Regions from separate parts of the Homo sapiens genome. Here region 1 is linked to region 2. A link is an interaction called in ENCODE POLR2A ChIA-PET data of the cell type or tissue named here. Cell type or tissue: PC-3. All regions are shown on one strand.

Evidence for each region. ChIA-PET counts read pairs that join two places held together with the same protein. Peaks named below come from ENCODE experiments on the same cell type or tissue, not always from the same donor. Only the 100,000 strongest peaks of a DNase experiment are listed, where the experiment ranks them.
Region 1: POLR2A ChIA-PET joins it to region 2 with 5 read pairs; 1 of 35 experiments calls an interaction of 5 or more read pairs at or near these places.

Annotation. Positions count from the first base shown.
Region 1 is chr1:208,913,130-208,921,129 of GRCh38, reverse strand. All of the region lies in intron 1 of LOC107985255 (a long non-coding RNA gene), which reads left to right. Among named protein-coding and RNA genes, the nearest start is that of LINC01774, 55 kb to the left of the region's middle. In PC-3, no CTCF peak of the experiment used is centred here; DNase peaks (open chromatin) are centred at 1,569, 3,229 and 3,649; H3K4me3 peaks cover 961 bases; H3K27ac peaks cover 4,636 bases.
Region 2 is chr1:209,605,122-209,613,121 of GRCh38, reverse strand. CAMK1G (calcium/calmodulin dependent protein kinase IG) reads right to left here. Exons shown (of 13, transcript NM_020439.3): 5 at 7,448-7,586; 6 at 6,679-6,802; 7 at 5,189-5,264; 8 at 4,030-4,142; 9 at 3,193-3,271; 10 at 1,570-1,657; 11 at 906-1,330; 12 at 210-337; 13 at 1-82. The coding sequence ends at 247. Among named protein-coding and RNA genes, the nearest start is that of MIR4260, 14 kb to the left of the region's middle. RefSeq lists an enhancer at 2,789-3,988 and a silencer at 5,107-5,265. In PC-3, a CTCF peak has its summit at 1,122; DNase peaks (open chromatin) are centred at 3,151 and 5,521; H3K27ac peaks cover 893 bases.

The DNA.
Region 1 (8,000 bases), 690 kb after region 2:
CTCAATCCCTCTTGCTTAAAATACTTTCTTCACTGGGCTCCTGTAGCACCATACTCGCTAGTATTTTTAGTCTCCTTTTCTGATTCATTTTCTTCTCCATCACTTTACAAAGTTAAAATACCTAAAGCTTCAGTGTTTGGCTCCTTCTCTTCTCTACTGACATGCAATCTCTTGGAAATCTTATCCAAGATTATCAAAATTACCATCCCAATGACTTTAAATAATATCTACATACTGACAGTTCCCAAGTGTGTGTATCTTCATCCTAGAACTTCAGACTAGAATACCCAATACCCTACCCAACATCTTTACATGGGTGCCTAATAGAGTTTTGGGTTTACCAGGTACCCAAGCAAACTTCTTATTTTCCTCTCCAAGACAGTTGCATCTCCAGTCTTTTTCGTGGCTCAGTTAATGACATCCCCATTCTTCTAGTTGCTTAAGAAAAAACAATTAGGCCAGGTGCGGTGGCTCACGCCTGTAATCCCAGCACTTTGGGAGGCCAAGGCGGGTGGATCATGAGGTCAGGAGATCGAGACCATCCTGGCTAACACGGTGAAACCCCGTCTCTACTAAAAATACAAAAAAATTGGCCGGGAGTGGTGGCGGGCGCCTGTGGTCCCAGCTACTCGGGAGGCCGAGGCAGGAGAATGGCGTGAAGCAGGGAGGCGGAGCTTGCAGTAAGCCGAGATCGCGCCACTGCATTCCAGCCTGGGTGACAAAGCAAGACTCCGTCTCAAAAAAAAAAAAAAAGAAAAAAAAATTAAAGTCATCATCGACTTCTCTCTTTTTCTATTATTGGTCATTCAATCTCTAAGCAAGTCCTGTTAGTACTTCAGAAAGCGTCTATCATCCAACTACTTCTTTCCTCTCTTACAGCTACTGCCTGGATTCAAACCACAGTAATCTCTCTCTCCTGCCATGCTCTCCAGAGCAGTCGCTTTACTTTTCTTCTTGCCTCCTCATATTCTCCATACAGGTTACACTCAGGACAGCTGCCAGAGTAAGTCTTTAAAAATGAAAATATCAGTGCATTTTACTCCTTTGCTCAATGTTTATCAAAGTCTTCCCATTTCACTTAGAGTAAAAGGCAAGTTCTTACAATGGTGTAAATGGATCCATGTGATCTGACTCTCCTAGTTACCTCTCGACTTCAGGTCCTACTGCAAATCTTTCCCTCCTTCCCTTATCTTAGCCTGCTTGGCAGTTCGTGAATAGGCCAGACACACTCCTACCTCAGGATGTTTCTTACTGGCTGTGTCCTCTGCCAGAAATACCCTTCATCCAGACATCCACATAGCCCACCTCCTGCCTTCATTCAAGTTTTTTAATCAAATGCCATCATATGAATGATTTTCTTCTCCATAACTATTTATTTATACCTCCCAGTACTTCCAGGCCCCCTTACCCAGCTCTCTTCCTTCCATGAGATTTGCCGCCTTCTAATACACGTTTTTTTTCTTAATTTATTATGTTTAAGGTTTGATGTCTGTCTCTTCACAATAGAAAAATTCCACAAGTGCAGGGATTGTTGTTTGTTTTGTACACAATATATCCCTAGCATGTTGTTCACTGCCTGACTCATAATAGGGATTCATGACATATTTGTTAAATGAATAATTGCAAGGAAGCATCCTGCTCACTCCAAATTTCTACCTTCTTTTTTTTTCTTCTGACTGAAAACTTTTCTAAGCAATAAACAAAACAGCCTTTATAATCAGATTTCTAAAAAACTGAAGAAAAAATAGATTTTAGTAACTTATATAGATATTTTCACTAACCAATGCTTTGGTTTCTCTAATGATTTGGTCTATGATCTCTGAGCTCACTCTTTCTGCAAGGCAAGCACACATTTAATGAGTATAGTGCCCATGTGCATTACCCATGAAAATGTGTCTAAAAAAGATAAATTGGACACTATGATTGGATAGCGAGTTTTTTCCAAGAAGTCATACTATCATACTATTAGTGAACAATATTATTAGCTAACTTTAATTGCTAGTTATCTTTATTTTTGTATGACTTTTTTTTTCCAATTTGAACACCAACTGCTTACATTTTAGTGTATCATTTGATATCCTTTTACCAAGCCCATAGTAGTTGTTGTATATAATGGACTCCGAATCATTATAAAAATATATTCACTGACTTGTGACAAGGATGCTGAATTTTGTGTCAGAACAGGACAGATAAAACCATATCCCCAGAAAATGAAAGACATATACAGAAGGAATTGAGTATACTGCCTGGCCTCGCTACTACTCATCCTAATAACTACCATGCCAATGTTTGGAATCTTCCAGATATGTTTTCATCATCCCCCCACTTGTTGTTAATGTCTGAGTTTAATCTTTAATCCACCTCTTTGGGTTCTGCTTTCAGTTTAGATGAAGTAATTTCAACTGAAAGGCTACCTATACCCCACACTCCACTGCCCCAATAGTGACTCAAGTCCCTACCTATAATCCATGGTTAATGAGGGAAAGCTGAGAATGGGGCGATTTAATTTCAAGTCTAAGGACTTTTTTTTTTCTTCATGGATTTGTTAAACCAGATATTTAAAAGGCTGAATAAAATTGGGGAAAGGATAATCACCTCCAATTTCTTGAAGCAAAAGCTCACATACTCACTGATGTAAGAAGAGGAAACCACAAGGTTTTTCTGTTCATTTTTCATCCTTTAGCTCTAAGGAAAAGAAAGGGCTGAGGTTCTGAACTAGGCTTCTGATGCATGGCTATTTAATCTATTCCTGATTCTGCATTTACTTTGCTCTGTCTAGAAAGGATGCAGAATTGGCCATAATGAATGACCCAAGCAATTTCAGCTAATGGCCAGAATTGAAACCTTTGATAATCCCAGGTGAATAATGTTGTCTCAACAGACTGAAGGAGTCTTTTACCTGTCTGACACAATGATAGATGTAATTAGTTAACAGGGATATTCAGAGGTTTTAGTGGAGGCATTAGCAGAGATTGCTCAGGTCATTCTTAATTATGCAAATTCCATCTTCTTCAGACAGAATACAAAAAAATAAAACGAGTAAACACAGCTGGAAGAAAAGATTCCACGGAAACAGCTGAAGCTAGGAAACTCCTCAGAGAAGTGATTATGTACCCCTCAGGCTAGGTAGGTGAAGAGGAAATAGCCATAGACAAAGGTCTTAACTGTGGGCAGTCCCCAGCTTTAGTCAAGCCAAAAAAGCTTGGATGCCTACTAAGTATGCTTATCCAAAGTCCTACGTCACCTTGAGCAGACATGACTAAAGGGAGAAATATTGCAGGTGGTTTCAAGCTCTTTCTAAGCAGCAGGCTTTCTCTCTGGGGAAGATAGACAAATAAGTGACTTAAAGCATTCAGAAGCAGGAGACAGAGAATGATGAGATGAGTTCCACAGGGTTGAATGAGAAAAGGAAGATGAAGGGCGCTGAAAGAGCCTTCTCCCTCAGCTCTAAATTTGCAGTCCCCTTTGAATTCACCATGCTTTGACCTTCTTTGCCACTACAATTTGAGACCCTACGTGCCTCCACTCTGCCTTCTAGCAAATAGTCACAGCCACTGTCAGATCTGTGTAAAGGTGCATAATTCAACATGGCATCAAAAACAAAGGACTCTTTGCATCAGACGTGTTTATTTTTCTTGTAAGGCTTTGACACGTCAATGGTTGTCACCTGTGGTTGAGTGAAATCTTGGCATGAAATCAATTTGATGTCCAACGTCAAGCAGCTTTCTTTAATGTCTCTGGATAAGGCAAGAAGGGCCTTGCGTCCTTGAGGAGAGGCAAATGAATAACTGGGGGTCAATCACTGGGGCTTGATGAGGATCCAGCTGGTCCTCAAAGGCAGTCAAGAGAAGTGAGTATTTAGGCAGTGGCTCTTGCTGGTTGGTTTGCAAAAGCTTCAGAGGACAACACTGGGAATCACTGATTATCCACGCTTTTTGCCTGGCACATGGGGTGGCTAATTTTAGAACCCAACTTTTTAGCCTCTCTCCTATGGTTTTCTTTTCTTTCTGTAGCTTGAAGGAGGCAAACCAATAAAACATTTTATTACTTTAGAGAACTCACAACCAAAAATTATTACAGCATGAAAATATAAATAAGTTTAAAAGGGAAAAATATATGCTTGATAGATTACTGTAGGTGCAGTGAGGAGTGTGGGAAAGTGGAAAGAGCATTTCTATTGAAGTTATATTGCCTTGGGTTTAAGTCCTGTCTCTATCCCTCTTTGCTAGCTGTGTGGCCTCACAGAAGTCGCTTAAATCCTCCGAGACTAGGCGCCCTCATCTGTAAAATGGAGATTGTAATGCCTATATGATGATTAAATGAGTTAGAGTTTTGTACACATAGATCTTAAAGAGGCATATTTTTATGGTGAGAAAAATTTTTGAGTTTACATCAGAGAAAAGACAAACCTTTCATATCCCTTGTTGGCTTTTTAAGAGCTAGAACACAATGCACAATATATTTTATATTGAAACCAACATATCAATGATTAATTTGTATGTATCCAAATCACATTCTTAAGTTCCACTTTTAGTCTTAAATTGAGATTAGCCTAGTTGAGAATTTGTTTATGTAGTTAACAAAACAGAAATATCCAAGAAAAGAGGGTAATTTCGAAGGTCGCCCCATTTTCATAAGTATCTACTTCCCAAATGGGCATCCTTATGGGAAAATTATCCAAACTGGACCCAGTAGATTTACTTAACAAACCTTTATATGGTTTACTGTATGTCAGACATCTGTTCAAAGTGCTTTACAAATATTAAGCCATTTAATTCTCATAATAAAACTAAACTGTACATAGGTAGATAATTACCTATTATTCCCATTTTGCAGATAAGATAACTGAAGAGCTAAGAGGTTATATAAATTGAACAAGATCACACAGCTAATAAGTGGCAGAGCCAGGTTTTATACCCAGGGAGTCTGGCTCCAGAGGCCATAACTTTAACCCGTGGGCTGTGCTATATCTTTTGCATTAACTCTACTGCTCTGTGGTAAAGGATTTGTATCACAGTCTGCCAGAGTTTAAGTCTACAAGAGTCTAAATGTGCCATGTTTCTATAATACCTTTCTAGGTATTGATCTGTACATGAGCCACTGAAGTAGACCTGTTATATTAGGAGTTCAATTCAGCAGGGTCCACATAAAGAACATTAGTTATATTTTTATCCTGTACAAAGTAGTGGGGTCATTAATTGCCTGAAAGCAATGTTAAGAAGACAATACCCAAACAATTCATGGTATGTGTCAATTGTCTACAATTCTGTAGCATAAGTATGACCTTAAAATCACAATCTCTTTATCGATTTATTCACTAGAGAATCTGAGGATCAGGAAGGACTTTAGAAGGTAAAGTTTTTCATTATATTTCCTTACTTCAACATCTATTTCAAGGAATCTCCAATTAGGGTCAGGCCACTCCAGTAACTGCAAGTTTACTGGAAATGCCTGTCCATCATTAGTCCCAAGGTGGCTCATGCCTTCCTTTATAAAAAAAAATTAGTAATGGCTTTATCAAGACATAATTCACCTATTCTTTTAAATTATACAATTCAGTGATCTCTAGTATATTCACAGAGTTATGCAACTGAGGTTCAGTAGATGCTACCCCAAAATATGGCACCTTGGCATACTGAATATTTTAAGCTGAAAGAAATTGAGCTGCAGAAACAGGAAAGAACTCTGGCTTTCTTCTGAACCCCCTTCCCCTAAAGTAGGTCATAGAAACTAGAATTTTTCTTGCTCTTCTTCTCTGAAGCAGATCATAAAACCTAGGAAGGTCACTCTGGACTCCCTTCCTTCTTCCCTGCAGACCTTCATGGAACAGGTGTCCTGCCCTATACCAGAGGGAAAGAATGTCACGCAGGGACACTAGAAAGAATCTGAACCAACAGGCCTCAGTAAGATCCCCCCTGTTTATTGCTGTTAGACCACACCCTTTCATTCTTTAATCATACATCTCCATGACTGTCCACTCTTCATGAAACCCATGCATAAAAATACACAGCTGCCGGGCGTGGTGGCTCATGCCTGTAATCTCAGCACTCTGGGAGGCCGAGGCGGGTGGATCACTTGAGATCAGGAGTTTGAGACCAGCCTGGCCAACATGTTGAAACCCTGTCTCTACTAAAAATACAAAAAAATTAGCTGTGCAAGGTGGCACATGCCTATAATCCCAGCTACTTGGGAGGCCGAGGCAGGAGAATTGCTTGAACCCAGGAGGTGGAGGTTGCAGTGAGTCGAGATCGCACCACTGCACTCCAACCTGGGTGAGAGTGAGACTCTGTCTCAAAAAACAAAAAAACCCATAGCTTTCCCCATCTCTTTAGGTCTTCTTTCTGAAGTCTCCATGTCATCTAAAACTTAGTAAATAAATTTATATGCTTTTCTCTTGCTGATCTTTCTTTTTTTATTGGGGTCTCTGCCATGAACCTAACAATAGGTGAGAAAATAAATCTGTTCTCTCCTATATAACCTTCACTTTATCTAATTTCAGGGCATTTTTATAACTCCAAAAGAAACCCATTAACAATTACTCCCTGTCCTTCACTCCCTCCAGCCCCTGACAAACACCAATCTACTTTCTGTCTCTGCAAATTTGCCTATTCTGGACATTTCATATAAATGGAATCACACAATATTTGGCCTTTTGTAACTGTCTTCTTTTACTGAGTATACTGTTTTCATGGTTCATTGGTTTTGCAATATATGTCGAAATTTCATTTTTTAATTTCAAATTTCATTTTATTTTTATTTATTACTATTATTATTTTTGAGACAATGTCTTGCTCTGTCACCCAGGCCGAAGTGCAATGGTGTGGTCTTGGCTCACTGTAACCTCTGCCTCCTGGGTTCAAGAAATTCTTGTGCCTCAGCCTTCCGAGTATCTGGGATTACAGGTGTGTGCCATCACATCTGGCTAATTTTTGTATTTTTAGTAGAGACGGGGTTTCACCGTGTTGGCCAGGCTGGTCTCAAACTCCTTACCTCAAGTAATCTGCCTGCTTCGGCCTTCCAAAGTGCTGGGATTACAGGTGTGAGCCACTATGCCTGACCCCAAATTTCATTTTAGATTCAGGGGCATTATATAATATAAAAAAAAATATAAAAAATGCAAGTTTGGGCCGGGTGCAGTGGCTTACGCCTGTAATCCCAGCACTTTGGGAGGCCAAGGCAGGTGGATCACGAGGTCAGGAGATAGAGACCATCCTGGCTAACACAGTGAAACCCCATCTCTATCAAAAATACAAAAAATTAGCCAGGTGTGGTGGCAGGTGCCTGTAGTCCCAGCTACTTGGGAGGCTGAGGCAGGAGAATGGCATGAACCCGGGAGGTGGAGGTTACAGTGAGCCGAGATCACACCACTGCACTCCAGCCTGGGTGACAGAGTGAGACTCTGTCTCAGAAAAAACAAAAAAAAGAAGTGCAAGTTTGTTACATGGTATATTGCATGATGCTGAGATTTGGTGTATGGATCCCATAACACATTTTTTTAAATAATTTCAAATTTCATTTTAGATTCAGGGGCATTATATAATATAAAAATAAATATTAAAAAAAATGCAAGCTTGTTACATGGGTATGTTGCATATTGCTGACCTTTGGGGTATGGATCTGTGGTGGTGAGCATAGCACCCAATAGGTAGTTCTTCAACCCACACCCTTCTTTTACCTACCCACTCTAGTTCTCTGCAGTATCTATTGTTCCCATCTTTATGTCCATGTGTACCCAATGTTTAGCTCCCACTTATAAGTGAAAACATGCAGTATTTGGTTTTCTATTCCTGTGTAATTTGTTTAGGATTATGGCTTCCAGATGCATCCGTGTTGCTGTAATCCATGTTGATTTCATTTTTTTATGCTGGATAGTATTCTGTGTTGTATATGTAGCATGTTTTATTTATCCAATCCACCACTGATGGGCACCTAGGTTGATTTTACATCTTAGCTATTGCAAGTAGCACTGCAATGAACATATGAATGCAGATATCTCTTTG
Region 2 (8,000 bases):
AGCCCTGCTCCACTTGCTCTGCCTTCCTCCCTCTGCCGGATAGACACCAGGTTTGGAAGAGCAGAGGAGTTGAATATGTCTCCTGCAAGAGAAAGGGGCTCAGAGTGAGGAGGGGGTTGCCACCTCAGACCCCATCACTCACACTCTGGCATGGGGCTCTCCTCTGGGACAGAAACTCTCCCCAAGCCTCACACTGTGACCCTCCTAACCTGAAAATTGCAGTGACATAGGCACAGGCTCCAGGAATCACATAATGAGACAGACTCCAGTCTGCCCTGCCCGGCAGTGGGAGCTGCCACTGGCTTTAACTGGTACCATGACCTCCGACTTGAAGTTCCTAGAAAGGAAATGAAGCAACAACCTTTGAAGTATTTGAGGGAAGAAGAGTCGATGGGGCAGGGCAGAGGTGGTAGTTCTCTGTGCCTGTGGCATCCACTCAGCTCTCCCCTCATGAGGTTCAGAAAGTTCAAGAACCTGCAGAAAAGATAAAGATAACCAAGCCCCCCTACACTTCCTTCTGCAAAGCACAGAGGCCCTGGAAACTCGGGGAATCTGATGCTCACCACTTGCAAATACCCAGTTTTCTGTGGGCTTTTATCATCTCTGTTGCTTCACTAACCTTTTATAGTACCTCTGTGAGGCAGGCTAATTGGGTAAATAGACTTCAACCCAGTTTACAGATGAGCAAAATAGAAGCAGAGACATTGACTCGTCAATGGCCTCACAACTAGTAAGTGATGGGGACAGGGCTGGAAGCATTTTCCTTGCCCCCTCATCCAGAACTCATCCCTCCCTATATAGCTGCCTATGAGTGGGAGAGGCCTTTGTGTCCATTTCTTTCAGTCCTGTTGACCGATTTCTTTCAGACCCAAGCTGGGGCTCCATCTTTGGCTAAAAATACGTACTGTTTTTTGTTGGCCTTTTTGAGGAGTGTGGGCTCAGAGCAGTAGGAGGACTTTCCTTTGCTCCCAATGTTCAGGCAGCTGGAGCAGCAGCCACAGGGCCCGGCGGCCAGGGACCCCTGATGCATGGGCACCAGGCTGCTGCTGATGTGGAGGGAGCCATTGACCAGGCAGTTGAGGGACCTGCCACCAGGGGCAGTGGGCCGGCGGCCATGCTGGCAGGGTAATTGGGTCAGGGCAGGGAGTGCTACACTGTGGTCCAGGACAGGTGCCTCGGTGATGGTGATCTCAGGGGAGCTGGGTCTAGAGGTTTCTGAGGCTTGAGTTTCAGGCGGCCTGTTCTCCACCTCTGGGCGGACGCCCGGGCTGTGCAGGTTCATGTGTAGCTTCCTCATGTGGTGCACCACAGCTGCTGCGTTGAAGGCTTGCTAAGGAGACACAAGAGCAGCCTCTGGCCTTCTGCAACCTCAGAGGGCCTTGGAGCTTAAACTTTCCCTTTGCCTTGTGGCCTCTTGAAACCTGGGTGCCCACTTCTCATTTCAGAGAGGGTACACGGAGCTCCAATGCCTTCTGGGACATCCCAAGGAAAGCCCTTATGTCAGCCCCTGCCAGCCCAGCCTCCAGGGGCCCAGAACAGCTTTCCCACCCCCTGGAGAGGACAGCTTACCCTCCACTTGCTCTTAGCAAAGTTCTTCTGGATCTGGAGGCTGACTGATGGGTAGATGTCCCGGTGGAGGGCTGTGTTTCCGTCAATCCTGTGGATGTAAGAGGGGACACCTGGCTACTGGGTGGCTATTTACACTCATCCAGGGAGTGGGCAGGGTGCCTGCAGGTCTAGGTGAGAGCTGGGTAGAGTGTGCAGAGGAAAGACAGCCCACAGCAGGAAAGGGCTGCAAGCAGGTCTCCTCTGTGCCCCTGGGCAAGTAAGAGTCGGCTTTAGCTTTGGCAAAATCAAAAACTTTTAGAGCAAGGTCAACAAGCTATAGCCTATAGGCCAAATCGACCTATTGCCTGTTTTTGTAAATAAGGTTTTATGGGGACACAGTGGTGCCCATTAATTCAGGTATTGTCTGTGGCTCCTTTTGCACTGTGACAGCAGGGTTGAGTAGTTGCCATAAAGACAGTATGGCCAGGAAAGCCTAAAATATTTACTATCTGATGCTTTATAGAAAAAGTTTATTGGACCCAGCATCACAGGGCACTGGGGTAGTCACCATCCTTTAGCTCAAAACCTTGCCTAGAACCCACCTCCTCCTGGAAGCCTTCCTCAGTAAGGCCGTCTGGTACAGGCTGCCCCTTTCCTATCCCCTTAGCCTCTTATTCACTGGTCTCTAAGTGTTCCTCAGACACTTGCTGTGTGCATAGTACTGTGCCAACTACTAATAGACCTCGAGAAGTAAGAGACATGGGCCCTGACCCCTAGGAGCCTACAGTCTAGATGTCGGGTGTTGTTCATGCTATGGACTGCAGTAATACATGGTAAGCCGTGTGATTAATAAAGAGAACTGGGGAGATTGGGTTGGGCTGCAGGGGTCAGGGGCTTCAGGGAAGGGCAGAGACTGATCTGGATCCTGAAAGATGCTACATACAGGGCAAGAGGCAGGACATTGTAGGTAGTGGGAATGATCTGATCCAAGGTGTAGTTAAGACAGAGCTTGGTATGTGGGGTGAGACAGATATAGCTCCCAGGCCTATCTGGACAGAGGAGGTATGCTGGCAATCCTGGGAAAAGAGGCTGGAGATAAAGGGTCAGGCCATATTAGGGAAACTGGAAAGACAAAGGAATCCAGGCTTGCTGGGGTATGAAGTGGGGAGCTATTGTAAATTGAGTTGGGAAGTAACATGAAAAAATATTTTAAGATTTTCTTTTTCCTATTTTGCCAATCGGTTGCTTTGCAGTTGTTCTTAAATCACTTCACCTGGAACAGTTATTGATCCCTGAGTAAAACAAAGCTCTAAAGGACAGGACAGAGTTGCCCATTCCTGGCACTTCTTGAATAACTAGTACTGAACATTGCACCCTATCCCAGTGCTGAATGACAGCGCTCGGCTGCACCTGCCTCCTGCACTTGACCAGACAACCCAGCTGCTACCCTTGCATTAGAACCTGCTCCACTGTATAATGTTTGAATCTCTACCTGGGCCTGATGAACAATGGCATGGTCCTTGCTTGTCACATCATTAAATGGATCAGGACAAGCAGATTCCAGGGAAATGCAATATGAATGAGTCAGCATGGTTTTGGGAACTACAGGGCTGGGGTCTAGAGTCCACTCCATGTCTCACTCACCAGGGATGACTCAAGGCCTTCTCACAGGTGTACCGCTCGTTCGGATCCTTCTCAAGCAAGTGGCAAATAAAGTCCTTGGCTAAGGGGAGTAATCAAAGACACGACGACTAAGGACCAGATTTCATGACTGATGGAAATTCACTTCCGGGCTGGTGGGTGGCAGTGAATGCATCTTTAGCTGATCTTCCAAAGAGGCAATTTTAAGAGTCTTAGAAGAGGAAAAAAAATCCAAACCACCTAACAACAACCCACCATAAACCACCAAAGAAGGGAAGCTCCAAGCCGCCTCACCCACACAGCACTGCAGAAGCGTCACTAGTCACAAGGCCCCCATGTGCCTGCACATCACATGTGCATGTGTTTGCACTGAAACAGGGGCCAGCGCTGGCACATGGGCACGCATGTGAGTGCTGGATTGTTCCAGCTCTGATTTCCACTTAACAGGTCCAACAATCACGTAATGATCATCTTCTCTCACACATAGACATTGCATGCTCTTTCTTGATATCTAACCCCTTAGTTTTGCTGCTCTTGTCTGGAACTCTCCCCTCACCACCTGGCTCTGCCCTCCTGGCCCATCTTCTAAACTGCCCCCCCATCTCCTTTTCAGGCATACTGTGGTTCTGCCTCCAGAAAAACAAAAGCATAGCTCTTAGATGTAAATAATTTATCGGGTCTTTGAAGCAGACGAAGATTTCTCCACTTTCCTTGGCAGCCTGTTCTGTAAGATCCCCAGGGACTTTGAAGAGCCGGGACTGTCATCCTTTGTTAAGCTCATTTCTCTTGGCAGCCTCTACCTTGAGCCTGTTATCTCTCCTTCATGCCTACTGGCCTTACCTGACTCAGAAATGTCATCCCAGAATGGAGACTCAAACTCATAGTAGCCCTCCTTGATCTTCTCGAAAAGCTTAGACTCCGTTTCTTCATAGAATGGGGGGTATCCACAGAGCCTGCAGCAGGACAGGAAGGAGGCATACTACTGAACAAACCTGTCCTCCCTGAGCCAGCCTCTCTGCTCCCCCAAGCTCCCACTGTATACACAGGTGGGCACTGAAGGTCCCAGAACAGTGGTGTGACCAGGACGCAGATCTGCCTCAAATTCCAGAATGGTACAGGTCCCGTAAAGTGTTTATGCAAGTGCCAAGCCTTGGCACAGTCATCCCTAGAAGGTCCCTGTGTACATTATGCCCTCCAACCCTTGCCACCTCTCCTTATACTTTCCCTGACTTATGAATGCTATATAAAATATGTTTAAGAAAGTTGGTAGACTGTCTACTTGAATGTAAGCTTGATGAAGGATTTATTTAGGCTGTGTTGTTCACTGCGGGATTCTTTAGAACCTAGCACAGGGATAGATGCAGAGTAGATAGGCAGTGAATATTGGTTGGGTAAATAAATGAGAGTACTTATTCAACATAAATGGAGGAGATAATTGAAACCAGGTTATTTTCCTAAGAGCAAAGTTTGCTATAGGTGAGGAGGGATGGTGGGGAAGAGGTGATGGGCAGGTTAGGAAAGGGAGAGCTTGGGAATGTGTGGAGAGGAGCGAAAAGGAAAGGCCCTGACCAGCTTTATCCAGGCCACAGTTTTGCCTTGGGAAAGCTGAGATGTAGGAACAGAGGGTCCACCTGGCTTCCAAGCCTGGCTTGGCCTCTCTCTTTTTCACTGTTCATTCCACTGAGTGGGATGCAACACATTTATAGGCAGTAAAAGGGGCAGGGGTGCAAGAGGAGGGAGTGCCAGGTGGCTGTGCAGTGGATTCACGCTGAGCTCTGTTTTAAAACTTGGTGGAGGTGAAGAGAGAGGAAGCTTTTAAGCTGTGTGTACATGTATGTGTGTGTGTGTGTGTGTGTGTGTACCCGTGTGCCCCTGTGCCTGTGTCTGTTTGTGCACATGCACGTGCTTGGAGGAGGAGCTGAGACAGGGGAGGGAACGAGAAGGGGTAAGCAGGCTCCGAGACTTCTCATCAGCTGAACCCAGGCCAGCGTCTACTCACAATATGTAGGTGATGACGCCGATGGACCAGCAATCCACAGCCTTGCTGTAGGGTTTCTGGGCCAGCACTTCTGGAGCTGCAGCAGACCAAGGGCAGAGTCAGGGCTGGTGGCAAGAGGAGAGGGCTTTGGGGTGGGAGCTGAAGGCCAGGCTTAGAGAAGAGGTCTGGGGAAGACTGTGGGATGGTGGGGTTTCTAGGAGACTGAAAACTCCCTAAGGGTAGGGGCTGTGTCTCTTCTGGGAAGACTAAATCTTCCTGAAAAGAGAGACTGTGACTTCTGCATTAGTTTGTGAGTTTCCCCATGACAGGGTCGATGACTCACCTGTTGGACTGGGGATCTCCAGGGCTATGTCTCCCTGATTACACTGAGTATTCTCTGAAGGCAGGGCCTGTCTCCCCACTCAGATAGGGGATTCCCAGGGCAAGTGTGATCTCTCTCCCTTCAGACTGGGAGATCTTCAGTGTAGGACTGTCTCTCCTCCACTAGACTGGGAGCCTCTGGGAGGCAGAGACTGAGTCACCCCCATTAGATTAGGAGCTCCCAGAGCAAAGGCAGTATGTCTCCCATCAGACTGTGGGTACCTTCTGAGGGGAGGCATTTAGTCTGTCCCATCAGATAGAGAGCTTTCAGAGGGCATGAGCCATGACTTCCTCTGATTAGGAGCCCTGTGGGGTGTAGAGAGCTGCCTTCTGTATTTCTTGCAGCTACCAGAGCTTTGTACCTGGTGGGACTCAATACCTACTGAGGAGTGAATGACCTGCCTTTCTGGGAGGGTAGATTCCCTCTCTTGAGTCAGAGCTCTGCTTCCCATTACCCAACTGCAAACAGGTGACGACTGGTGAAGTGGGAAGGGACAGGAGCGGATGCTCTGAGTTTCAACTTTGTCTCCTGTAGATCCCAGGAATACTCTTCCAGGTGCCCTGCCTGCTCTCACTCTTTTTGGGGGCCCTGGAAACCTACAGGGATGTTCAAGCAGGAAGCTCCACCTTTGCCAATTTCCCAGAGTGCTTCCTTGGGTGGACATTTAGGAGCCCATTTCTGGGTTCCTCAGGCCCAAATTCAATATCCTGTGCTTCCAGGCTCCCAAGAACTGGGGGCTAATGTCTCCTTCAGAGTGGGAGAAAGGAGTAGGGTTGGTGCTCAACCCCTCAGCTCTCTGCTGATCTCTGGGTTTGTGATCTTGTCTGCCCCTGGTCCAGCTGGAAAGACAAAGGCTGGAAGTCTATCCGCAGAAATGAGAGCCAAAGCATAGGCAGGGACTCTGGAGGGCTCAGGGGTAGGCGGTCTTTAAAAATGTAGAATTTGGGAGCAGTAGAGATAGATCCTGAGACGGATGAATTGGCTGGCCCTAAACTTTATAAGTGGATGTCCTACCAGGATAGCCCCTGAAGTTGAACCCTATGTTCTCAGAATCACCCCTTTCTATGAATGATAGGCATGTGGTTGAATGTAGCCAACTGGTCAACCTTCCTCCTGCTCCCAGACTTACCCACGTAGCCTGGGGTCCCACAGGCAGTGGACATGATGCCATTCTGTTCCATCTTGGACAGACCAAAGTCAGTGATCATGATCTTAGAGTTCTCTTCAGGGGTAAGGTAAAGCAGGTTTTCGGGCTGTAGGAGAAAAAATATGTAGTGTAGGATATAACCACCTGAAGCAAGTATTTTCCTTCCCCTTGATACAAAATTTCACAGGAAGATGAGCCCTGGGCTCCTGACTTCAAGGCCAGCTCATCCTCCCCCATTCTTCCCTTCTTCCTCCTACCTGCACCCTCACACCTGCACCCCAGTAGTCTGCACCTTGCTTATGGCTCTGACTTTGCTCGGTCTTGTAAACATTAATATACTCACCCTTTCCTTCCCTCACTTCCAACTACCCTGTTTGTGTTTTGAGAGAACCAATCTTTGGTTAATGGTGTCTGATCTCTCCAGAGTCCAGTGCAAGGCCTAGTACAATGTAGGCCCTCAGTAAATATTTTGTTGCATTGGGTTTTGACTGTGGCTGGATGTAAGAAATGTGTGTATTATTTTGGTATTGAAATAGGGTAAGGCATAGTGAAAGTTTCAGGAAAAATTGAGGTGCAAATTAGTAACCATTGTTCACTCATCCAAGGTCTGTTTAAGGAATCTAAGGGCAGAAGGGGCCTTGGGAGTCACTAGTCCAACCCTCTTACTTTATGGAGCTTAGATGTCCCATGACCCATGCAGCTTCCTTAAGGGTCATTATCTGTTTCCCACCCAGGACTCCCGCCTTGACACCTTTAAGTCTCTGTGGACGATGCCATTCTCATGTAGGTATTTCACTGCCGACAAGACCTGCTGGATCACCAGACTGGCATCCTTCTCTGTGTAGACACCCCGCTCCAGGATCCGGTCAAAGAGCTCCCCACCAGAAACACTGTGGGCATAGGATCAAGACAGGAATTCAGTTCTCATTTCACTCAAAGTAATGAGAAGGTGTTTGCTTTGAAGCCTTGGGGGACACAGCTGCAGTGGAACAGGCAGGCCCCCATGAACTGTGATTGAAGGGCTGCCAGCAGACTACTCCAGTCTCAGAACACCCACTCTGGGTACCTGGAGTGATATCACTAGGCAGTCATCTCTTTGGGCCAAGCATTGACCTCTCTCTCTGAAAATTTCCTTTAAAATGTAAATGCTTCTGGTTGGGGCTGCACAAGAAGCCAATAATCCCTTAGTGTGGACACACTTCTTAGCCACCTTCCTTCCTGGCCTATGACACAGGAAGCCATGATGAAAGAGAGAGGTAACACAGAAATTAAGCAAAGTAGGAAAGAGAAGGCATGCAAGTGAG